2 separate regions of the Mus musculus genome follow, and region 2 is linked to region 1. Evidence: chromatin loops called from intact Hi-C (ENCODE). Cell type or tissue: left cerebral cortex. All regions are shown on one strand. Links, peaks and the distances in the headings refer to the core of each region. The heading gives the core; the rest is flanking DNA. Region 1 has its middle 140 kb from the start of Gm30853. Region 2 holds the start of Lrrtm3 (leucine rich repeat transmembrane neuronal 3).

What was found. Peaks named below come from ENCODE experiments on the same cell type or tissue, not always from the same donor. Only the 100,000 strongest peaks of a DNase experiment are listed, where the experiment ranks them.
Region 2: it touches region 1 in a loop (11-fold over the local background); 6 of 42 quality-filtered maps call a loop at or near these places.

Annotation. Positions count from the first base shown.
Region 1 is chr10:65,762,750-65,775,353 of GRCm38, forward strand. It overlaps the pseudogene Marcksl1-ps1 and the pseudogene Gm19116. Among named protein-coding and RNA genes, the nearest start is that of Gm30853, 140 kb to the right of the region's middle. In left cerebral cortex, for the core only: a CTCF peak has its summit at 6,907; a DNase peak (open chromatin) is centred at 6,888.
Region 2 is chr10:64,077,901-64,090,504 of GRCm38, forward strand. All of the region lies in intron 7 of Ctnna3 (catenin (cadherin associated protein), alpha 3), which reads left to right. Lrrtm3 (leucine rich repeat transmembrane neuronal 3) reads right to left here and starts at 12,355. Exons shown (of 3, transcript NM_178678.4): 1 at 11,810-12,355; 2 at 9,948-11,482. The coding sequence starts at 11,813. In left cerebral cortex, for the core only: a CTCF peak has its summit at 6,679 (motif pointing right); DNase peaks (open chromatin) are centred at 6,137, 6,708, 7,185, 7,523 and 2 more places; H3K4me3 peaks cover 3,233 bases; H3K27ac peaks cover 2,258 bases.

The DNA of each region.
Region 1 (12,604 bases), core at 4,218-9,217:
TCCTGTTTGGAAGAATTAAAGGAATAGAAATGGAAAGGAGCCTGAGGAAAAGAAGGTCCAGCAACAGGCCCAAAGTGGGATCCAGCTCAAGGGGAGGTCCCAAGGCCTGACACTATTACTGAGGCTATGGAGAGCTCACAAAAAGGAATCTATCTTGACTGCCCTTCGAAAGACCCAACAAGCCGGGTGTGGTGGCCCACACCTTTAATCCCAGCACTTGGGAGGCACAAGCAGGCAGATCTCTGAGTTCAAGGCCAGCCTGGTCTACAGAGTGAATTCCAGGATAGCCAAGACTACAACAGAGAAACCCTGTCCCATAAAACCAAAACCAAAACAAAACAAAAAACAAAACAAAACAAAACAAAACAAACAAACAAAAAAAAAAACAAAAAGACCCAACAAGCAGGTGAAAAAGTCAGATGCAGATATTTGTATCCAACCAATGGACAGAAGCAGCTGAAAGAAGCTGAGGAGAAGGGCGATCCTGTAGCAGGACCAGTAGTCTCAACCAAACAGACAGCATATACCAGCTGATATGAGGCCCCACACATACAGTAGAGGACATCCGGGTCTGTGTTCATTCAGAGATGTACCTAACCCTCAAGAGACTAGAGACCCCAGGGAGTTTAGAGGTCAAGTGGAGTTGTGGGTGGGGGCATCCACTTGGAGATAGGGTGGAATGTGTAGGAGGTGGTGGGTGTCTAGCAGACAGAGGGTGAATGGGGGAAAGGGAATGGAATATGGAGTGTAAAAAGTAAATTAAAAATAAAATAAAATTTAAAAAGACATCTGTGCAAAATATAAGAAAAGGAAAAAGAAAAAGAATATGTACCAAAAAATAAAATAAAAGCCACTAAGAGTGTGATGGTTAATGTGTTCCTTCTAGAGTTATAAGCAAGACTAGACTGTCCCTACTCACCAGGTTCATTATATATTTTCCCAAAAGTACTAGTCAAGGGAATTAAAAATTACGACAAATTAAAGTGAATTCCAAGAATAGAAGAAACAAGATGTGTGAATAGAATAATTATGTGTATATATAATCATAAGAAACCAATAAAAATATTGATTAAATTGGGAAGCTAGTTGCACTGTCTTCACTGTACAAACATCAATTGCATTTTTATTTGGCATCAATAAGCAAACTAGAGAGGCAGTGTATAAACAATTGTGTTTAAAATAGCATCCAAACTGGGTTGCTGGGGAAATAGATTAGGAGTAAATTCCTTGCTGTTCAAGTATGAAGACATCAGTTCAGATTCCCAGTACCTATGTAAACACACTTGTAATCTGTGTATGTATATATAATATATCATTGGTAATATTATTAATTAAAATTATTATAATCATATAAATATAATATATAATTACCATATACATTAACATTAATAATCAAGGTTAGTAGTATTGATAATATCAATATATTATATACATTAGAATATATATTTTCAATTAGAATATATTGAGTATATATTCTATCTACATTATACATAGAACATATGTAAAATATAATATGTATATATAATATATTCTAATAAAGAATATATGCATTCTAATATAGAATCTGTATCTATCTATCTTTAGATAGAGAGAAAGAGAGCATCACAAAATTAGAAAGTAGGCAAAGAAAAGATTAAAAGATCTCAACATGGGAGGAACAGTAAGAAGAACAATTGACCAAACATACCATGATTGCAGCAGTGCGCTACAGTGAGCAGGAAGAGGGTGGTGACAGGAGAGATGTGGGAAGGAGGTTGATAGACATCTAAAAAATTAATGATTTTGTTTGTTTGTTTGCTTGCTTGCTTGTTTGTTTTTCAAGACAGAGTTTCTTTGTATAGCCCTGGCTGTCCTGGAACTTACTTTGTAGACCAGGCTGGCCTCAAACTCAGAAATCCACCTGCCTCTGCCTCCCGAGTTCTGGGATTAAAGGCGTGAATGCCTGAAACTAATATGAAGACACCCAATCTTTGCATGCTAATTAAATAAAAGTAAGAAAGAGAAAAATTAAGTAATATATAATTATTTATCTCTGCATACTAATGTCTCTCTATAGTAATTTGTTTGCTTATCCTTTCCTGAATCCATCCTCTTCATCCCTTTGGCTTTGGAACAGCTCTGATATCAGGAACTTTTCTTTCTACTTCCCTAGCCTCTTAAAAAAATGGTTTTAGCTGTCCGGGAATACACCTTAAATTCCATAAGAGTGTTAGCATCAGATAGCAATTTCTGTAAGGACATTATGTAAGCTACTGATGAGCTTCGCAGTGGATCTGTGCATCAATTCGTGGAGTGTGCCTTTTCATGATGGTCATCCCTCTGCGATGGAATTAGTTTATATTTCCAATTATTTAATTCTCCAGTAATTCCCTCTCCCTTGATGGTGCATAGTATTCAGAATATGTGTGGTTTGCTTTTTTCTCCCTAAATTTATTTCTAAGTAGTTTTACTTTTTTTTTATTCTTTTCATGTATTGTAAGTGACTGCATGTTTGCATGTGTGCATGTGTGGAAACATCTAAAAACAGAAGCTAGAGGTTATTGTTGGGTGTTTTTTTCTGAACATGGGGTCTCTCACTGATCCTAGTGGTCACTCATTTGGCAAAGCAGAACAGCCAATGAGCTCCAAGTATCCATCTGCCTGCCCTTGCCTCTCTAGCAACAGATTAACAGTGCATTTACCTAGGTGCTGGTAATCTGAACTGAGGTCTCCAGGCTTGAACAACAAGCAATTTAATCACTAATCTATTTCCCCAGCACACAGTTTCGACACTATTTTAAACACAATTGTTTTCCTCATTGCCCTTCCAGTTTGCCCTTCAGTACACTGAATACAAATGCATTACCATATTCTATAGAATAATAGAATAGTCTATATTAGAATATATATTCTCTCTATATAATCTAATATCTATGTAAATATATAGCTATTTCTCTCATACACATAGTGTAAAATTATAAAAGAAAATAATATGTTTGTCTTTCTGATTATGACTAATTTTGTTTAACACAATACATTTCTAGTTCCATTCATTTACCTGCAAAATTATCTCATTTTTTAATTAAAATCATTCATTAATTAAAATATAATTTAGAGCTAGAGAGATGGCTCAGTAGTTTAGAGCACTGGCTGCTCTTCTAGAGGACACAAGTCTAATTCCCAGCACCTACATAGTGGCCCCAAACAGTCTGCAACTTTAGTTTCTAGACATCTTATGCTATCTTTTAGTCTCCATGTGTACCAGACAAATGCATGACATGTATCCACACCCACATAGCTATCCACACAAACCAAGACCAAGAGAGAGAGGCAAACACATACATAAAATATAATAAATTATATACACACACATATATATGTATATGTATATGTATATGTATATGTATATGTATATGTATATGTATATGTATATGTATATGTATATGTATATATATATATATATACATATATATATATATATATATATATATAATTACATTATTTCCCCTTCCTTCTTGTCCCTTTAGCTACTTCCACATTTCTATCTTACCCTCTGTCAATTCGATTTTTTCCTGTTACTATTATTATTACTTACATGTATGTGTATATGTACATATGCATAAATATATAAACACAGCCTTCTGTATTTATTGAGTATTCATGATTTTAAAGCTTGATCAAGATCATGGCTTAAGACCTGATTAAAAGTCACTGTGCAGATATACTGCATTTTCTTCACACATTCAACAGTTGATGATACATAGGCTCTTTCCATCTCTTAGCAATTGTGAATGATGCCTAAATAAATACAGATTTACCAAGACTTTGAGTCCTTTGAGATTATCCTCAGGAATACTACAGCTGGTTTATATGGTCATTCTCATTTTAGCTTTGAGATCTTCACTCAGTCTTACTGGCTGCAGTGGTTTGTAATTCCACCCGCATTAAATAAGTCTGCCCTGCTTCCCATTATATTTACTGATTTTCGTATTCTGAAAACCCTCTATTCCTGAAATGACACCAACTTTTTATACTGTATGATCTTACTGTGTTTTCTAATTTTGCTGAGAGCCTTTATTTACATGTATGCTCCTCAAAGGAATTGGTCTATTTTGTTGTTGTTGTTGTTGTTGCTGCTGCTGCTGTTGTTGTTGTTGTTCTTCTTCTTCTTGTTCTTCTTCTTGTTCTTCTTCTTCTTGTTCTTCTTCTTGTTCTTCTTCTTCTTCTTCTTCTTCTTCTTCTTCTTCTTCTTCTTCTTCTTCTTCTTCTTCTTGTTCTTCTTCTTGTTGTTGTTGTTGTTGTTGTTCTTCTTCTTCTTCTTCTTCTTCTTCTTGTTCTTCTTCTTGTTCTTCTTCTTGTTCTTCTTGTTCTTCTTCTTGTTCTTCTGCTTGTTCTTCTTCTTGTTGTTGTTGTTGTTGTTGTTGTTGTTGTTCTTCTTCTTCTTCTTCTTCTTCTTCTTCTTCTTCTTCTTCTTCTTCTTCTTCTTCTTCTTCTTCTTCTTCTCCTTCTTCTGCATTTACCTGCCTTTCCTATCAGGGTAATGCTGGGTTTATAACAAGTTTGCTAGTTATTCCATTACATAGAAAACAAAGAAAAATACACTTAGAAATCAGGTTACTGGTAAATGTAAGAGAATCATGAAATAAATGAATATTAAATTCTAAAGTGTGAAAAGCCTTTCACTCCAAAAGGGGAAAAAACACACAGAAAAATTGTATTAACCAGAAAACAGTGCAGTATGTGAGGAGATGAGATATGCTCATGGTACAACTGTGACTCAAATTTTGAGAATAACCAACTTCTTTCTTAGATTCAAGGCCCTTTATGTTAGAAAGAGCTCATGCTTACCACTGTTAATGTGGCTAAGCATCCTTGGATGGATATGTCATAGGCTATAGGGGACAACCTATTACTAATATTCTGCAAAATATATATCATATTAATTTGCTTCATAAATACTTGAATTTGTACCATACCTTAGTGTATCTCTCCTTATCAGAGAAACTTCTCTTGGCAGGAGATAGTGATTAACACAGAGGGACCACAACCAATGTGTTGAAAATGTGAGACTTCAGAGTGTTTGGCCCTAAAAGGATGCCTGTACCCAAATCTCAGGGATCATCACAAAAGAAGTGCCTGGGTGTGAGTAGGTGGGTGATCTCTAACCTGCAAAAATGTGCTGTCCTTGTGAGGTCACTGCCTGGACCTTGTGCCCTGGCTGCCTTCCTGTCCCTCGATAGGAAGGGGCTTGTTGCCCCCTACCCAAGCCATGCTCCACTTTCTTCTTCCTATGGATTCTCCCATCAGCCATTTGGTCTTACTCTTAAGACCAATTGAAGTTGGCCCCTTATAGTTTCATAAGTTAAGCTAGTGAGGTGAAATGCTCCTGTCCCTACCTCCTACCCAAGCCCCATCCATGCAGAAGGCAATTGCTGCATTTCCAATTCGTTTTCAAGTAGGTTCTGTTTTGCCTCTTCCTCTGAGCCAGAAGTGGGGCTTATACTCTTAGACTTGACTGTCCAGCCTTTCCCCTGTTGAGTTTTTAGTCTGTGCCTAGTGGCACTTAGGCTGGGGATGATATTGCCCTATCTGGATTTTTATAAATGTCTTACACAAGTTCAAACCTCCAGTTGTGAAATCTACCATGTCTCTGACCTGATAAGCAAGTATACGGCTTCAGACAGGAGGGAGGTCTGTAATGTGAAACAACTTATTGTTGTCTTTTTTCCCTTCCTAGTGTAAATAACTTTTGATGTCCAAATCCCAGATTTGTACTTTTCTTTTCTAACTACTAAAACTATTCTTTTCCACCTGGATTTACTTTAACATTTGGAAAAGGAAAATGTTGCTCCACTAATGAAAGAAAGAAGGAAAGAAAGAAAGAAAGAAAGAAAGAAAGAGAGAAAGAAAGAAAGAGTCTAAAAGATTATAAGAGGCAGAAGTAATAGGTTACTTACAGAAAAGTGGTGTTTGAGGTATACATAAGAACACAAAATAACTGCAATTGTACACAACCAAAAATCTCATCATAGATGATGGAGAGGGTTGTCATGAAGTCCCATCTCTAGCTAGTAAGACATCGGTCACTATTGGTTGCTAGAAGAGGAACATTTACTTTTCTCCAGCAATGAGCCATTGAGAAATTACTCATGGTCCAGTAGACTGTTCTACAAGCATGCACATACAGGCAGCAATAAGTGGATTCAGTGAGTTTTAAAAGGAGTACATGGTTCAGGAGAGGATGGTGGGTGCAGGAAGGGAAGGGATTGGAAGAGGGGATATGGGGGGTAGATATAATATTCATATATAAAAAGTTCAAACTAATTTTTTAAATAAAATAATCATTTAAACAAGTAAGGAATAATAATCAATGGAAAATTAGAAAAATCAGGTTAAGTCTTTTTACTCTTTGGTTTCTGGTTAATAACATCATTTTTACCCAATAATTCCTATTATGTCAGAAAATATGCTTGTCAATATTGTAAATACAACATGTACAATCCGTAAACTCAACAAAGCCTTTGCAAAAACAAATGTTATATGAATGATATCATATGTGAATATTATTGATGTCTTAATGATGTAGTTAAACTTCATCTCTGCTTAAAACAACCTTTCCTTTTTACAGGAGAATATTTGCCAATTACAAAACAAATCCTTCTAAACTGTATAGCACCACGATGAGTGTGCACAAGAAAAATTTGAAGTTCATTCATTGCTTGTTTAACTCATAACCTGCAAGTACCTCTTCTATAAAGTACTCAAGGAGCATGTAAATTTTAGTGCCCACTACACTTTGAAGGCATCTGCCAGTATTTAATTAAAATACCTTCATACGAACTCTGTAGGTTCTGTCATGGACTAAGAACACACAAACAGTTCTTTGATTCTGAGTTTTGCCTTTGGGATTATACCAAAAGGAAAACAGTGCCACCTAACGTTAGCTATCACGGTAATAGCTTGGAAAGTTTATGTCATTCAGGGAAAAAAATAGACCTTCCAGAGGCTTTTCTTAACATTATTTTTATGACCAATGAAACCATCGTTTGAGTTTGTATGAAAAAGAATTTTGTATTTGAAGTTATATTTCAGCAACAGTTAGAATGGCTTAGTGACACTGTCTTCAAGCCATTTGTTTAATGTTTGATAGAGTTTAACTATTATGTTAAATCCAAAGGTAACTCCCATCCTTGTTCCTGAGCATATGTGTCACTTAAATATTTAGTACTGTGTAGTCTCCTATACAATATAACCTGGGATGCAAAGTATTTAAATGCTAAGTGTAATTAAAAATAATAAAAGGATACAAAAGGAAATAGGTTCTACTAGTTGATTGGTTGTTTTATTGAGACGAGATTTTATGTATCCTAATCTGGCCTCTTTTAGTCACTGAGTTTCAAAGGATAACCATGATGAACTGCTAACCTGAGTGCTAGAATTGAAGACCATGACTAATAACAGGGAGAAGGAAGAGTCTGAAAACACAGCCAACTCCCCTGCTTCAGCTCTTTCTTTAAATGGTATAAAGAAGATGCATCAAGACCACAGAAGATTGGAAGACCTTCAACACAGAAAGGCCTCAGTGGAAAATAATTACCATTCATTTCAAGAATATGTGTTTTTCTTTAAAAATTGTATATGTTCCTGGTGGGTTTTGACTTCATGTATGTTTGTGCATGGCATGCCTGTCTGGTGCCCATGGAGTCATTCAGGGAAAACATCCATACATACTTAATAAATATTAAGAAAGCATTTAGTCTGTAAAGATATATACATATATACATATATGTATATGTGCATATACATATATGTACATATATGCATATATGTATATGTGTGTATATATTTGTGTGTATGTGTATATATATATATATATATATATATATATATATATATATATATATATTCCTGGAATATATCTCTGATATATTCCCTGAAATTTTAATTGTGTGTGTGCACAATGAATGGGGTTCACAGCACACAGACAAAAAATATTTACCACAGCGAACATATTGAGGTGAGAGGAGAGCAGTCTGAAAGTCAATTCTCTCATCTCAGCTTATGTGCCTGCCTGGCAAGCAACTTGACCCACTCAACCACACTACCAAATATTATTTCTAGACATATATTTTAGTGAGCTTTATGTGAGAAGTAAATTCTCCTAATCCCAGAAATTTGCTGGGGCTCTAAATTTTTCCATTTATAATATTTTCTTCACAAAGTTATTAAAGAATAGGCAAAAGACTCAATATTTTATGTTTCAGTGAGCACAGACATTTTAATTGTTCTAAAATGAGATTTTCTTTTAAGAGATTCTCTACAGTACAAAGCTCTTTTTTTTTTTAATGGTTCCCATCCATGACCCATTTAAGAGACATAAAATCATGAAAGATCTCATAAGCAGCTGACTATGGTCATAGCAATCTTGGGGAAAGAATAGAGAAAGACCGAAATACTGAGCAAGTGCAAGAAAGCAAGCAAGCTGCTCAAACAGATCAGGCAAGGAATCCCAGAATGAATGCTGGTTTTTGGCATTATCTAGGTAACCACTATTTTATTTGTTTTTGTTTTTGTTTTGTTTTGTTCCTTTAACCCCATAAGTGAATTTAATAATCCTGCAGCCAAACCAGCCCAAATCCTATGGACCTTGCTGACTTGCATGGAGATGATGCCCTGTGTTCTCCCACACTGATGGCAAACAGTTCTGGCAAGAAAACCCCACTGCATTTTGATGGCGCCGTTTTCAGGATAGGCTTGGGTTAGGCCAGGCAAATCCCAGTGATGTTCTGCTGACTGAGACATAAGGAGATGGAAGACTGAGCCTCATTACTGTATCAAGTTCTTGCACTTGCAAAAGGGACACGGGCAGAAGAGCTGCCATGCAGCTAGACAGATTATTGAAAAGATGCTGAAATACAGGACTCTGGTGCATATGGAATTATTGGTACCGCACATCTCAACTTCCCGCTTCTTCATGTATGCCAAACCATTAAAAATTGTCTTTCAAATGTCCTTTAGGCATCAGAACGCCAGCTCCAAATATTTAGGTTCCTCAACTTTTGCAATCTCGTCCTAATTCTTCACCCTCAATCCATGCTTCTTGTGTAGAATTACAAGTAGGTCAGGTATCCGCCCATCTCCCTCGCTCTCAAAACACACTTCCATCTTGTCATAATCTTCCATGGTAAAGGCAAAATTCCACTTACTTGTGTCCTTCTTGGTATACAGAATATGGCTAGCAGAGTCTGTCATTTGAATTTGGAGTGCTGATCGCTGACATTGCCCAGGCTGGTCAGTGATCTCACACGTGCACATCATTAGAAGGTCATTCCATATCTCCTCATGGAGAGATTTGCAAGAGCTCATGAACAGATGGACAAAGATCGTGAGAACTGAGATGGGGCCAAGCAGTAATGTAAAGAGCAATGCCAATGGGCAGGGCCAAGCCAGGATAGTTGGCCAGACAAACCGGATATGGCATCGGAGCCTAGTTCACCATCTGGTGTCTCTAATATTTTATATTTTAATTTAATGACTATCATAAATAGTTATTAGTTTAATTATAATACAGACCTTTGTTTATTAATTTAATATTATCATAACATGTCTTCCAATCTATTATTTAAAAAAAAACTCATGCTTTAGATTTTCTACATTTTCTTATGATTGAATATGACTTGAAAACTTTTGACAGGGTTTGGTTTTATGGTTTCATTTTAAAGGTAATTTAATCTTCTTTCATTTTTCTACCGTAATGAAATAAATTTAAATTAGCATATGAGAAACCTGAATGCCTGCTGCTACTCGATTAAAGGGTATGAACCATTCATTTTCTTAAGACCATCCTTCCCCATGGAACAGAGCCATATGTACTGATCAGAAATACTTCATGAATCGCTTGATGAATTTTCACAAGGTAAAATATATTTCTAGTCAGAAGCCAGTTTGAAAGAGAACAGCATTAGCTTTTCAGAACACTCACTCATTCTGAACTCTCTGTTCAAACTTCCTGCATAAGCTGTAGCTACTTTACCCACTGAAAGCGCACACACACACACACACACACACACACACACACACTCACTCACTCACCAGAAGAACCATCCCTCTGATTTACAGTACCACAGAGGGCCGCTTAATACATGGAATCATGCTATTTGAATATTCTGGGAACATCCACATGAATATGTCAGATTTCTTTTTTAAAAAATACAGGGAATTTATCCATGTCGGTCATGCAGTTACAGTCTATCTGTGGCCTTTGTCTCTAATATATATCTTCTAAATATGCAGCATTTAATTATCTATGCCACAAAAAGCAAAAGGAATTCATTGTCCGAATCCACCTGCTTTTTGAATCAAAATGTGTTGAAATACAGCAATACAAATTTAGTTACAGATTTTGTAGGTTTGCTTTGGCACTGCAAAGTCAGAACTGAGTACTTGTGGCAGTCATCTCATGGCCAACAGAACCTAAATATTTTCTATCCAATCTTTCTCAAAACATGGCTGCTTCTTGCTCTGTCCTGTATGTGATGAGCATTTGGTCTACTTCAGTTTCTGCCTTTTATGGACAGTATTGAATTAAATATTATTATAAATCTCTTTCATAACTACATGGGCATGTTTATCCTACCAAAAAAAGAGAATTTTAATTCAATATTTCTGGATGTGTTCAATTTTAAATGGTATGAACTTAATCAGTTGACATTTCCAACAACCAAGCAAGAATGTTCTATTGACTTCTCTGTATTCAGGCTGAATCAGACATGTCTTTTTCACTTGAGACATGGTTGGGTGTGTGATAGTGTCACATTGTGATCTTGGATCTGTGTTTATTTAATCACTAATGAATAGGAATTTACCCACTCAATTATTTTCCTTCATGAAGGACATCTTCCAGGCTTTCTGTTTCTGATTGGGAGATCTCTCTTTCTCTCTTTAACACAACATACATATGGTTCCATTGTAGAAGTGTTTACCACAACATATTGTCCAAAGACTGTAATTTTCCTTTTCCCTCCATGAATATATCATAAAATAATATTTTACCTTTTATGCTCTTACCTCTAATAGTTCTTAGAAAATTTGAAATGCTGCTATCCTCTTTAAGAAAAAATTGCATGCTCCAATTTTACCCAGCAAGATTCTTACCTTTTCTCTTAAGTACTCTGTTTTTTTATCTATGCAATTGGATATCAAATGTGCCTGAAAGTTAGAGTTACAAGAAATGAAACAGGAAGCAGTGTTATTATTTTATTTAGCATAAATCCTCCAGTAATAGTAAATGAAAATAAAATTCTTTTCTCTGAAACATTGCAGTGTTATCTTTATGACATTCAAGGTAAACTGTTCTCATTTTACATGTTCTTTTACATTTTCTTCATTTACATTTTAAATGATATCCCAAAAGTCCCCTATACCCTCCCCCCCACCTGCTCCCCTACCCACCCACTCCCACTTCTTGGCCATGGCATTCCCCTGTAGTGGGGCATATGAAGTTTGTAAGACCAAGGGACCTCTCTTCCCAATGATGGCCGACTAGGTCATCTGCTACATATGCAGCTAGAGACACGAGCTCTGGGGGTACTGATTAGTGCATATTGTTGTTCCACCTATAGGGTTGCAGACCCCTTCAGCTCCTTGGGTACTTTCTTTAGCTCCCCCATTGGGGGCCCTGTGTTCCATTCTATAGATGACTATGAGAATCCAATTCTGTATTTGCCAGGCACTGGCATAACCTCACAAGAGACAGCTATATCAGGGTCCCTTCAGCAAAATCTTGCTGGCATATGTAATAGTGTCTGTATTAGGTGGCTGACCACGGGATGGACCCCCGGGTGGGGCAGTCTCTGGATGGTCATTTGACATGTTCGTCTTCCTTATATATCTGGACTAATATTCAGGCTGTTTTGTATTTTTATTTGTTTGTTGGTTGTTTGTAGTGCTGGGGTTCCTTGAATAGGCTAATGCTCTAATACTGAGCTAAATGTTGACTCAAGGTTCTTAATTAGATTCAAAAGATACGTGCATGTCTTTAGTTTTAGTACCCAGTTGACAAGTAACCTTCCCCAATTCCATAACATGCTCTTAGACAGTTTATAAAATAATATTTTATTTTGTTATGTATTTGGTGTTTTGCTTACGTTCGTATAATATGCACAATCACAGGGAGACCACAAGAAGATTCCCTTGGGACTGGAGTTACAGATGGTTGTGAGCCATCATCTGGGTCTTGAAACATGAATCCATGTCCTTTAGAAATGCAGTGATGTGCTTGCTTTGGCAGCACATATACTAAAATTAGAAATGCAACGAACTCTCTCAAGCACTAAGCCATCATTCCAGTTCATCTTAGAGTTTTATTAGAGATATTATTAATTCTTACTAAATATTGTCTCTGCTGCCTTTTATTTTCTTACTTCTATGACTCTAGGCAAGGTCATATGACCAATCTTTCTGACCAGGCTATAGACTCAAGCATAATTTCTTAGCTAAAGCAATTGAAGACAAATGATAAAACTACTATAGGTATTCCCTTTACCTCTGTCCTGATTGCATAGTGAAAGTAACAAGTTTTTATAACTCATTATTCCTAAGTCACCACAAGTATAGTAACTGAAGA
Region 2 (12,604 bases), core at 3,602-8,601, 1.7 Mb before region 1:
TACAAACCAGAACTAAAACATGGCTTAAACAGAGACTAGAGAGCATGCGCTTTCTACTCTGAATCAAGCTGCAATTTACAAAATTATAGTTTTTCATGTAGAGCCTCAAAGATCTTAAGTACAACTAGAATATTTTACTCTCTATTTCATTAAATTATTAGACTGTATCATTTTAATTATTGGTTTTTCTAAGAGATTAAGCATCATTACTGTTTTCCTTTTATTATGATCTGAAGGTAGGTGTTCAAGTCGCGTAGATAAGCTTACAAATAAAAGTTGGATGGAGAGATGAAAAGGAAAACACTCACCGTGAAGATGAGAGAGAAGTCAGGGATGGAGGGATGAAGGGGGCGCAGCCATGGGTGGCTTTTGGTTTCATGTGATTCATATGCTTTCTGCATACTTGGATTTTTTTTTTCATGAGATGAAGAGAAAGATGAATATACTGCCACAAGTCTTTGAAATTTGGAGCCTCCAATTGTCGTTCTTTGGAGATGCATATGATCAGACAGTTGTGGACCTGCAGCCTAGCACCTAGGGAGATGGGAGGGTAACCTGCTCCAAGCAGGAAGAGAGCTGAGGCCTCAGAATGTGCCCAAAGCAGGAGCTACACAATGACTGAGATAAACAGCCATCTAAACTCATGATCAAAGGACCTTTTCCAGGAACAAGTGCTCCAAGAGAAGCCAGGTCTCCCAAGTTCATGAAAACAAAGTACAGTAATTTAAATAAAATGCTATTCCTTGCTTTTTTTAAAAGCTGTTTTTCACTTTCAAATGCCATGGAAAATATTGAAAACCCCGAGAACTTTCATAAGCAAAAGCCACTGTCAGATCATTGCCAACATAGAAATAATTTTTCCATCTGAATGTAATCGGTTATACTCCACTTTTTCAAAAGAATAGATTTTGAAATTGCTTCAGTGATAAAATGGGAATATTACATGCAGAATAGGATATAATATATGATATATAATATGTATGATTATATATAATACATTGTATATAACATATAATAAACATTAGACTGATGCAATAAAGCTGCCAAAGAATTCATATGTTTGTTCTGGATTGTTTGCAACAGTAACTTTATCACAATGGCTGGAAATGTCTGTACCAAATGACATTGAAAGAATTCAGAAAAGAAATCTGTTTGCTCAGAAGACTAACACCAGCATTTTAAGAACTCAAGCATGGGGCAGCCTGTGACACAGTTCCTGTCACAGGTTTAAAGGACAGAAAAGGGGGCTGGGGGTTGTGACCAGGGAGGGGTTGAGAGTGAGTAGAGGCAGAATTGGCTGCATCCTACAAGAGCTGAGATGGTTTGGGGATCCGAGAACCAGCCTACATCAGAGACGGGGAAGGGAGAGAGGTAGCTTGGCTTCCTTTGGAGGCCGAGGACTGTCCTCACACATGGCTTCAGTAATGGTCACATGCCAAGATATGTCTGAATTTACCCCAGCTTAGAGCCTTCCTTTTGAGTTTAATAGAAGTCTCATTCTAGTTGAAACTCTATTGGGATTTGAGCATTAAGACACATGAGGGTGCCTAGATATTAGGGTGCATGAGGGAAAAAAAAGTCACTGCTCCCTGTCAAGTCTGTCCTGGGGTTCTCATTTACATGATGATGAAGAAGAACCTTCTGACGTCCCAGTTAAGTAATACATGATTCAAAAACAAAAACAAAACAAAAATACCAACACATAATTGTGTCTGAAAACACACCAACTTTTGTCTCCTTTGCAGCTGCCTGGTAATGGTTTTATCATTTTATGAATACTTTTTTTTTAAACAAGGAAGCTAAAACTTAAAGCCATACAGTTAATCAGATGCCAGGACATGACTTCAAAGTAGTTCTTTAAGGAGCAGCAGCCCATGTTCCTGCTAGAACACAAGCCCCTTCTTCAGGGAGGGGCGTGGAGGAAAGAAGGCATAACATAGTAAGTGTGGATAAATGAGTGACTAACACCACAATGAGTTTCCCACAAGGAGGTGCTCTTGGATCCTCGGATGGGACATTTGCCCTGGATTTGGGAAGAGGCATGCAGCCAGGCATAAAGAGTCACAAGTAGGAGGGATTTCAGTACACATGATCTTCCTAAACGGCGAAAGTCACGGGAGTCCAAGAAGGTCAAAGGGAGATAACTTCACACCTGACTCCAGGTTGCACCGAGAAAGGACCATTTCAACCATGCCACAGACAAAACAAAAACCTCTAAAGTGAGAGAGAGGAAGGAATGTGAAAGTGAGATTCATGATTCCAATGACAGCCTTGGAGGATAAGTTAGTAGTCAAGAGGGTAAGGCATAGAATACCCATCACTGGGGTTATGTTTTAAATTAAATATGTGAAGAGTCTATAAACAGGTTTTTTTTTTTTTTAAATCCACCATGACCTTTCCCTTGCAATTTATAGCTACCTTGATGTTTTTGCATTTTACAGTAAACTAATAAAGACCCCACACATCAAAGTGTATTAAACCATAAAAACAGGCAGAGTAGAGCCCATTAAAGTATATGTAGAATTTTACATTTTTACGACTCAATCCTATCTATAAACAACATAGAAGTGAGTGCATGGAGCCTTTTAATGGCTGAAGGAGGTGGAGTGGATGCCAGGCTAGGAAGCACCCATGACTAGCAGGTTAACACTTCATTAGCAAATCACTGATTCATGAGCAAATTCATGAGCAAATCACTGGAAATCATGAACCAAAGAGAATGGAAGGAGGGTAACCTGGGTTACGATGCCTCATTTGAATGGGTCAGGAGTTACTGTAGGGAAGTCCTATAAAGCAGAACGGGTGTAAGATATGGATCTATAGGGTATGGATCTTTTAGCATCATCATATACCAAATAACAGGCTTGGTGGAAGACAAAAACCCTTCATAACACATCTCCTGCCATATCACCCATTTTTAAGTCTTCTAGTTAACTCCCAAGGCACAGAAGTTGCTTTGACTTCCAAGGACCATAAGGCAGACAAACTCAAACAAAATAGTCATGCTCTGTCCTTTACATCTCTGTGCAAGTCGGTCAAAATCCTTCCCTAAGTTGATGGCGACCTTGAAGAGCATCATTTATGTTATCGCCCGTTAGAGAGTAGCCTGTCACTTCTACCAGTCTCCAAGGCTACTGCATCTGTCCAACAGCACATGGTCTACCCTGGTTCCTTTAATGCTCTTTCTGACATTCTGATTACTTGCGTTCAAGGAGAGATAATTGTGAGAGAGATCAATAATACCAGCAAGGAAAACTGTAAGCCACAAAACTCCACAGGATGCTAACATTGAGCTCCTGTGTGCTCGATACCCACTGTCCGATGGGTCTCTCCACATCATCAATAAGCTGTAGCCACAAGGATGCTGAGTAAGGATTTACATTTAAATGAAGCCTTATGATTTTTGATGGAAGATGGATACTGGAGATAATCTTCAACAAACTACCTTTGCTGAATGTGTGTAGTCTTTGCTTTACATCTGATACCACACACCCCCAAAAAACAAAACAAACCCCATTTTTATCCCCAAGAAAACAAAACTCTGCTATTGATGCTTCTAATTGATGGAATACAGTTGATACCTTTACTGCTTGTCCTGAGTTAGTTAATTGGGTAGGCAAAGAGTTTTTGTATTTGCAAGACTGGCAATTCAATTGTATCATCTCTCTCTCTCTCTCTCTCTCTCTCTCTCTCTCTCTCTCTCCACTGAAAATCAGAAAACACTATAGAGATATTTAGCAGGTTTTAGAGCAAAGATAGAAGGATCAGTTGGCCTTTCATTTCCTTTATGCTGTAATATTTAATGTAAACACACTTTCTATTGGGTAATTGGTGCTTTCTTCCATCTGTGGAATGATGTATACGCTGTAAACAAGTTTTGTGTATGTAATGTCAGAATAGTGGTCTCTTTTGCAAAGGGAATTCCAATTTATGTATGAGCAGCAGGTAAAGATAAAGCATCTTTTAGGAAGGACGACCGCCCCCCACCAACAATAGTAAGAGAATGCAGAGATTTGTCAGGAAATGTTTAATTCCTACTTCAGAACCTGCTGGGAAGGACAGGACAGAAGAAGGTTCTCTGGTCTCTCCTGAGATGGGCCATGTTGGTTCCAGATTCCCTGCTTTTAGACAGTGGTCCTAATATAGGTAAACTATGACGGTCTTCTGTTGTGACCTAGAGATCCCTATCTTTTTTATGTTCCTGGGTCGCTCCTCACAAGATTTGGAGAGCTCACTCAGGAACATTTATTTCCCCTGTCACCCTTGCAAGTGAAGCCAACAAAAAATTTCTTTAAAACCCTGGGGTCTTCTCTCTGCTCTCTCGATGTGTTCCGGGAACCCAAACAGCAAAGAGACAGTTTCCACATTAGTTAACCATATACTCGGTGAGATGGGAAGTGGGGTTGTGGTCTTTCTCTGATTAATTATTTGCTTTAACGATGAAAGGAATTAAAGAAGTAAAAGGAATAAGAGGAATCTCTTGTTCTTTATGCCTCTTTTTGACAGCCCCCTGGTTGCCAGTGTTCACAGTTACTAGTGAAGGTAAACTGGTTCTGGCGATGTGCATTCCAAGGTTGTAAGGGATGGAAGCCTTGATGTGAGCCACATGGTGGCAACAGGTGCTAAGCTTGCAGAACACATATGGTCCATTCCAGTGCTGCTCGGAAGCAGGGCCATCTTGCCATGGAAGCTTATTTGTCAGTACAAAGTCAACAGAGTCAGTCATGCTCAGGAGAGGAAGGCAAGCCGAACCAACAAGGAAAGCCTCTGGCTGATAAGGTACAGATCAACATTTTATTTAGATTGATAAGTTTTTGCTTCAGTGTTCTCTGGTTGGTACTGCTATATTTATCATATATATGCTATATACCATATCCACATATATGTGATTACTAATAAAATCTTGTGGGTTTTTTTTCCTTCCTCAAGATGGATATGAGAAAACCCAAGATGAAGGATGTTAATCTTTGTGGGAGTCAAAAGTTCTAGACTCCCTGATGCAAAATGATTCTTTTCTTTGACCTGTACCAAACACAGAGCGGAAGCAAGCCCAGTAGAGCATCTCACTAAGTGCTATTTTTAAACACACACACACACACACACACACACACACACACACACACACACACACACACGTGTGGAAGGACCACTTTATAAAAAAGCAAAGCTTTTCACACTCAGTCATTATTGCAAACTAATCTAATGCGTGGGTGTCTTCAAATTTTGGAAAGCCAAGAAATGTACCTGAGTTGACTTAGCAAGTGTCAGAGAGAATTGAATTGCATCTTTATTTCTAGGGCTGTCACTCACTGCTGTGATATTTTTCCCACATGTGAGACACCATTAACTTTTAGTTTCTTTTTGTGGTATTTTTACAACAGTCTATCCACTAACTCCAAGTCACCAATGACTTTGGAGGCTGAGTAAAAATCAGGTCCAGTTCATTTGACTACTGTGGCTGAGGACATTGCGACTTCTCCTTGTGTGTCTAGGGTGATGGCATTTGATTGGCTTTGAAGAGCCGTTTACCACACAGTATTTAATACCCACGCATTCTGTTTCTCTTACAAGGTTTGTTATTCAATTTTGCTGATAGTATTTTTCCTGCATATGGTTTGTCCCAAATGCCCTTTGGTTTTTTGTTTGTTTGTTTGTTTTGTTTTGTTTTGTTTTTTAATACACATGTAAAAGAGTATGAAGATAGTAAGGTACCAGGGGTTGGTTTGCTACAGATCTAGATCCCAATTAGAACCCTGGGCTGGGGAAAAACAAACAAACAATTTGACTTTTGAATTTTTCATATTTCATGGCTCAACTCTCATTCGCTGTGTTTAGGACTCATTCTGTCTCCAGCTTGATGGGCTAACACTGTTATCTGATGCTAGTCCAAATCCACACTTAAAATAAGCAATTCGTGTTCTCATATTGGTAAACGACAAAGGAAGAGATGCTCAGCGCACCTACAGCATCCTGACATCCCTTGCCAAGGCTACGCATGTGATGCTGCCTTCCCCTTCCCCAGAGGGAGAGCGTAATTTCATTATCCATGAATCAGCGCCTCTTAGACTGTACCACCCTTGTCAGAGAGGCTAATAGCACCACTGTTTAGCTAGCAGCAGAGGAGGAAGGAGGGGGAAAGCCCGGGGGCGAAGCACAGGTCACTGACATGGTCGACAAACTGGAGAACAGTTCTGACACTGCAGGGGAGGCCTCCCTCCTATGGATAGCTTTCCCATAACTACTGACAAGCAAGAGTTGGTCCGATTCCCTCAATAGCAATGCAGGGATCTGGTTCCCCGAGCCTGTTACACTCTATTTCAGAATCCTGACCACAAAAAAATAGTAGCACTTTTAACGAAAACATTACAGATGACTTGGGCTAATATCGTTGAGTACAAATACTTCAAGTGTTTCTTATCTATTTTTACTGCGTTAGGGCTTGCTCTGTGTCTTTGGGTATTTATTTCTCTAGCTCTCAATACCAATGTAATGGCTTTTCTTTCTGGTACCACTGAGAAATATGAATATACATTCATATATTTGATAATGTGGATGATAATTATACCTCATAACAAAGTTAACAATCAGTATGATGCACAGAGAAACCTATGCTGCCAATAAGTTCACAAAAGACAAAAACCAAGACGCTAAAAATGTGCGAACAGCTGTAGTTACTTGGACTAGCCACTAGAGGACAGTGCTACTCTATAGAAAGCATCATTGCCAGTCTCTGCTTATATAGTTGAAGCACCAAACCAAGTTTAAAAAGAAAAACAAACAAACATACAAACAAATGGTTAATAATCTTTGGAAAGATGTCATGTCAACATCCTTGGAAGGTACAAAGTCACTTAAAATGATTATATGCTGCATAACATTGCTTAAAATTCTCTGGCACTGAGCACGCCTGCTTCAGCACAGTGTGTACCGGGGTTAATAAATAAAGGAGAAACAAACACAAAACACAAATCACAAACGTTCAGTCCAAAAGAATGGACTCCACTTCCTCTCTGTTTTGAGAAAGCATTTAAAGGCAGAGAGACTCCTGCAGCCATGGGTCTCCACGGAACATTTCAACAGGTCAGAAAGCTCCCTTAACTGAGGGAAACCGACCAGTTCATGTAAATTTGCAATTAAAAAGGAATAGCCAAGGATTCTTCTCCAATACGCAGTGCATTTTAAATGCTTATATATAAAAAGTAGAAGCATGGCATACAGTCTACAAGTGCCATGGGCAGATACAAGGACAGTCATTTCTGATCAGGAGGACACTTACCACCTGGCTTTTCTGGGCGACACAATAGTGCAGAAACAACTCTCGCCTTAGGTTGCACAAATTGGTTGCACAAATTGGTTCTCGGGGCATTCTGACAGCTGGAGAAGAGCCCTTAACTAAGGAAAAACACGTGTTGCCAATCCCCCCCACCCCCCTGCAGTTTCATGCCCAGAATCAAAAAGTGTTTTATTATTCTAAGGCATTTGTCTGGCGTCTTATCCTTCAGTAAATCTCTAAGGCATTGAAAATGAGCAGCCTTCAAAATGTTGGTCATTCATTCAATCTTACATCAGTTTAACACACCAAGTGGTGCTGAGCCTAACAAATACTTTTCAATAGAGCAAACAGGTTTTATACATTCCAATGGCATACTTGGAAAATATGCATATATATATTCCAAGTATGTGTATGTGTGGAATTTGTTCCCATGATACATAAGGCAGAGGATCAAGTAAAAGAAGAGAAAGGGGCCTTTTCCACTTCAACAGTGCATTTAATTATTACAGTCATCTTCATAGTACAGATAATAATGAGGCTGACCAAAGGAAAAAATTTAGATGGAATATGTATTTACTGACAGTCTAGAAAAAGAAAAAGTAAAATTACAATTTCACTGAAGAGCATCTCAGTGGGTTTGGCCACCCAGCCCCTGACACCGTAAGATGTGTCTGCATTACTGATCCACTGGGGCTCTGTGGCCATTTGGCATTAATAAATGTATACTCGATGGTTAGTCATGGGTAAACATATTGCACTTGTGATACTTTCCTGAGCTACTGCCTGGCCTCATCAAAGCACCTTAATGGCGAGTCCCCTCGAAATGCTGCTCTTCTTTATGCTTAGAAGTATGACTTTAAGAATCTGGATCCCCTGCTATCATTCTACTTCACACTGACTTGTCTAGATCTTTCCCTTTCAGCCTTTGGAAGACCTCCATCCTCTACATACATTAAAAAAATGCTAGTAAGAAATAGCCATTCACTTTTTCATGGCTTTTATTATTATTATTTTTGCAGCGACTGTTCTGAAAGACTAGGGATGGGGTCAAAGATGGGAGGCCTGGACGGTCAGAAAGCTGAACCGTCCTTAATGCAGAAAGCAAAATCATTACGGTCCGCGTGCACACCGAAAGTGCTCATCTGAGAGGACAAAACAAAACGGGGTGGCAAAAAATAAATATATTTCTCTGAAACCCCATAAATACAGAGGGCGTGATACCCGAGCTGCAGTCGACAGACTTTCACCAACGACATAAAAAACATGCATGCAGCGTGCAGGCTGCCAGGCCAGTTCTGTACAGAATTGTACTGACGGATGAGTTACAATACAGATGAACACGGAGACACAGCGATGTCAACAACAGCAAAGCAAAGACAAGCTGTCACAGTCAGTCTCCCCCCCACCCCACCACCCCCCCTTTCCATGCTCCATGTACCAAGGTGTTACCAGGAGCATCCTTTGAAAGGAGAACGTTGGGGAAGCATGTGTGTGTTCAGATAGCTGAATGAAGTGTCAGTGCTTAGGGGTCTGGTTTGTGTGGAACACATCACAGGACGCACAGGACAGTCTCACAAGCCCTGAACAGGACGTCACAGGGCTCAGGATTCTATGAACTGCACTGGGGTCTTGGGAAAGAAGCGGCAAAGAGATAAATCCTGGTAAAGTTCCAGCTTGCAGAGAGTACTTAGCAAACCTCATCTCTGAAAACTCCCTCCCTTCCAGCGGACTAGCTGCTTCCTCGGAGGAGGGATGTGTTTATTTCCTGACTTGGTTGTGTAATGAATCAACATGTTTAGGGAACACACAGGCAGAGGGAAACCTACGGTGACCCCTTTTAGTTTTATTCCACAGCCACACGGGGGAGGGGGGGGGGATCTGAGCTGAAACTGCAAGGCTCAAACTTTGTGCTCTCAGGGTCTCCTTGTGTTTGGCAGCCATCTGCTTTTGGCATCTTAACCCTTTGACACCCGTCCGTCCCTGTGCTTGGCTGGTTGTGATTTCTGAAGCCCTAGAAACTGCTCAGGGATCTGCTGTAACCCACCACCCTCTGTGGAGAGTTTTCCCGGATTTTCTTTGATAAGGCAGGCATTGTTTCTCACTCTCTACTGTGTGCCTGAAGCCAGTCATCTCCTCAAATGCATTCAACCCTCCAAGGTCCTGGGATCACTCCCTCCACCCCCCCACTCCCAGATTTGCTAAAGCGCACACCACCTTAAGCTGGAGCTCTGAGACTCCCAGATGAAGAAGAAGAGCCAGTGTGAGCATCGTGGGGGGGTGGGGGGGTGGGGAGGGGGAAAACAAGTTTTTTTTTTTTTTTAAATCTGGAAACAAATGTTATGTTAATGAGATCCATAAAGAGTCTTAGACACTAGGCATGGTGTTAAACCGGAGTTCTAGCTCCGCATTGATTGTGGTATTTAAACTTCAATGGGTTGATTATTTATGAGAGGAAAAATGACCAGTATTATGAACACACTCCGAGGGACAGGGAAGGCCCTTGCCAGCATAGTGAGAGGGAGGGGGAGGGGAGGGCACCGTGTTCCCTTGACAGACAGCGGAGTTCAATAAAGCACCCCCTTATTTCCCAGCCGTTAAGAGCGCGCTGTGTTTTTCTTTTTTTTCTTCCTTCCTTCCTTTATTATTATTATTTTTTAATCGCAATGGTTCATACCTCACATTCCCTGGAGCCTGATTTGCTATAGGTGCAGGGTCCCGTTCCGTTCAGCAGCATCTCGCTGGTCTCCGTGTTGGTGGGTTTATAATCTACATAAAATTCCTGGGTGCCTGGAGTCATCTGCTTGAGCGATTGCCGTTTCTTCTTCCGGTGCCTTCGCATGAGGGAGCGCTGCTGCAGCTGCTTCATGCTCGCGGGGTACCGCTTCCAGGACACGTACATCACCAGGAGGATGACCAGCACCGACAGGAAAAGGGCCACGCTGCCCGCGATGATCTTATGGAAGGAGATGTGCTCCGTGTCCACATCTGTCTCTGGGCTGGGCTCGGTAGCTCCCACCGTGGGGGGCAGAGGAGGCTTGCTCTCGTGCTTCGGCCTGGGGAGCTTGGGCTTAAATGTGGGCTTGGGGAGGGCCCTGGCCAGGTCAAACCTCTCTGTGGTAGTGCTCTTCCCACAGATGCTGTAGTTCTTCACCGCATCGATCACGTTAACCCCCTGCAGCTCTTTGGGACTGGCGCAGATGATTGTATTCTCTCTCAGACCTTTAAAACTTCTCAGCCAGTTTACCAGGGAACAGATATTCCTGCTGCATTCCCATATATTCCCAGCCAGACTGATGTCATTGAGAGAGATCCAAGAATCCAGAATCTCTTGTCCAATAAATGTGAGCTTGTTGGAATCCAGGTTGAGGCGTTGCAGATTGGGAACACACTGGAAGACACTGGGTCCGCTGAAGGCTTCGATCTCATTACCAGACAGGTCGAGCCTCTGTAAGGAACTCCAGGTCCAGGACATGGTTTGCCCTATGACACTGATTTTATTCCACTGCATGTACAAGTTCTGAAGGCTCACCAGCCTTGGGAACAGGGCCAGGTTGAGCTTGGAAAATTGATTGTGCTCCAGGTGAAGCTCTTTGAGTCTGATCATGCCAGCAAAGACATTCCTGGCTAAACTTCGGATCCGGTTGTATCCCAGGTCCAGAAGTTCCAGGTTGCGACAGTCTTGGAAGATCCGCACCGGGATGGTTCTCAGTGAGTTGGAGCGGAGGTGTAAACTAAGCAGCTTCCTCAAGCCCCGGAACTGTTCCGATCCCAGAGAATGGAGCTGATTGTAGGACAGATCCAAGTTCCGTAAATTGGTCACAGGTCTGAAGGTGTTGTTAAGGAAATAGGAGATTCTGTTGGAACTCAGAATCAACTCTTTGAGTCTGCGTATCCCATTGAAAGCATTCTCGTCGATATTGCTGATGTGGTTGTGGTCAAGGTAGAGCCAGGTGAGCTGATTGAGCCCTTTAAATTGATTATACTTAAGTTTTTGGAGGCTGTTGTAGCGAAGGGATAAACCCAAGCAACCGGCAGATATACTCGAGGGTATCTCCTGCAGTTTCTGAGACTCACAGTATACCATTTTGCCTTCACACCTACAACCCTTAGGGCATCCTCGTTCAGCAGAAGAAAGCATTGTCAGTAAGACAGTGGGTGCTAGAACCACCGCTACAGCTGATCCTCGCAGTAGCCTAATTACATTGAAACCTGGAAATAAAAACAACTTAGAAAAGTTATCCCCCCAAAACGAATGCATTTTTTTTAACCAAGCAAAACTAGCTGTTCATTTCCACATTCAGAAATGTAAACATTTAGATACCATTTAGCATCAAACATCATCTTTGTAATAGAAGGATATTGCATATTTCTATCAGTTAAACAAGGAAATGTAGCCACTGATAATTGAATTTATAGTCTTAGACCAGAGAAAGATAATCTTTAAAACAATTAAAGCAGAATTATTACATAGACTTAGAGGATTTTTTTTCAATTTTTTTTTCTTAAGAAGGAAAGAAGAAAAATATCAAAACATACCCATCCTTTGTATTGTTCAAAGGTCGTCCTTAGGTCTTTTGCTTTGGCTTAGGGGCCGCCTGCATGACAGCCCCTGTCAGCTGCAGTGGAGTGAGTCAGGGCTCGCTGACACCCAGGAAGAAAAATTGGACCCCTTGGGAGATGGACCGATTTTGGAACATTATTCTTTACCAGCCATGCAGAACACTCCAAGAACAAATAAATCCCAACACCGCATTCGCAGCAAAACATCCGAGTCTTCCTAGGTAATAGGATCTTCATGGATATTACGTTTTTGCATCTTTACAGTGTGTGTGTGTGTGTGTGTGTGTGTGTGTGTGTTAAAAAAAAAAGAAAAAAACTGGCTCCTACAATTTCTTCTCAAAACCCATAATGTATTCCTCTAGGCAACGTGGGGCTACCTGTGCTGCCACATCTGTATTCCATAGTCCGGCGAACCCGTGGTGGTGAGCACCCAGTTCAGCCTCGGAGCTGCGTTGGAGCCCAGAAGGCAGGAGAGCCGGGTTCCGCGCACACTCTCAGCTCACTCCCGCAGACTGTCATTCTGTAAGCCGCTCGGACTGTTGCTTCGGTTTCAGTGAATGCAGTCTTATGTAAAGCTGCCCCCAGTGGTGGGGAACACTATGGGCATGTGCAGAGCTGGCTCTCTTTTATCTTGCAAATGAGCAGGCTCTGCTGGAAAATGAATGGTTCTTTTGGGTGGCTCAATAGGAAGTGAATGGTCAACGTAATCAATAACTAGCAACATTTTCCGTGATACCCAAGTCTTGTTTTACAATTTGGCAACGCCTGTAA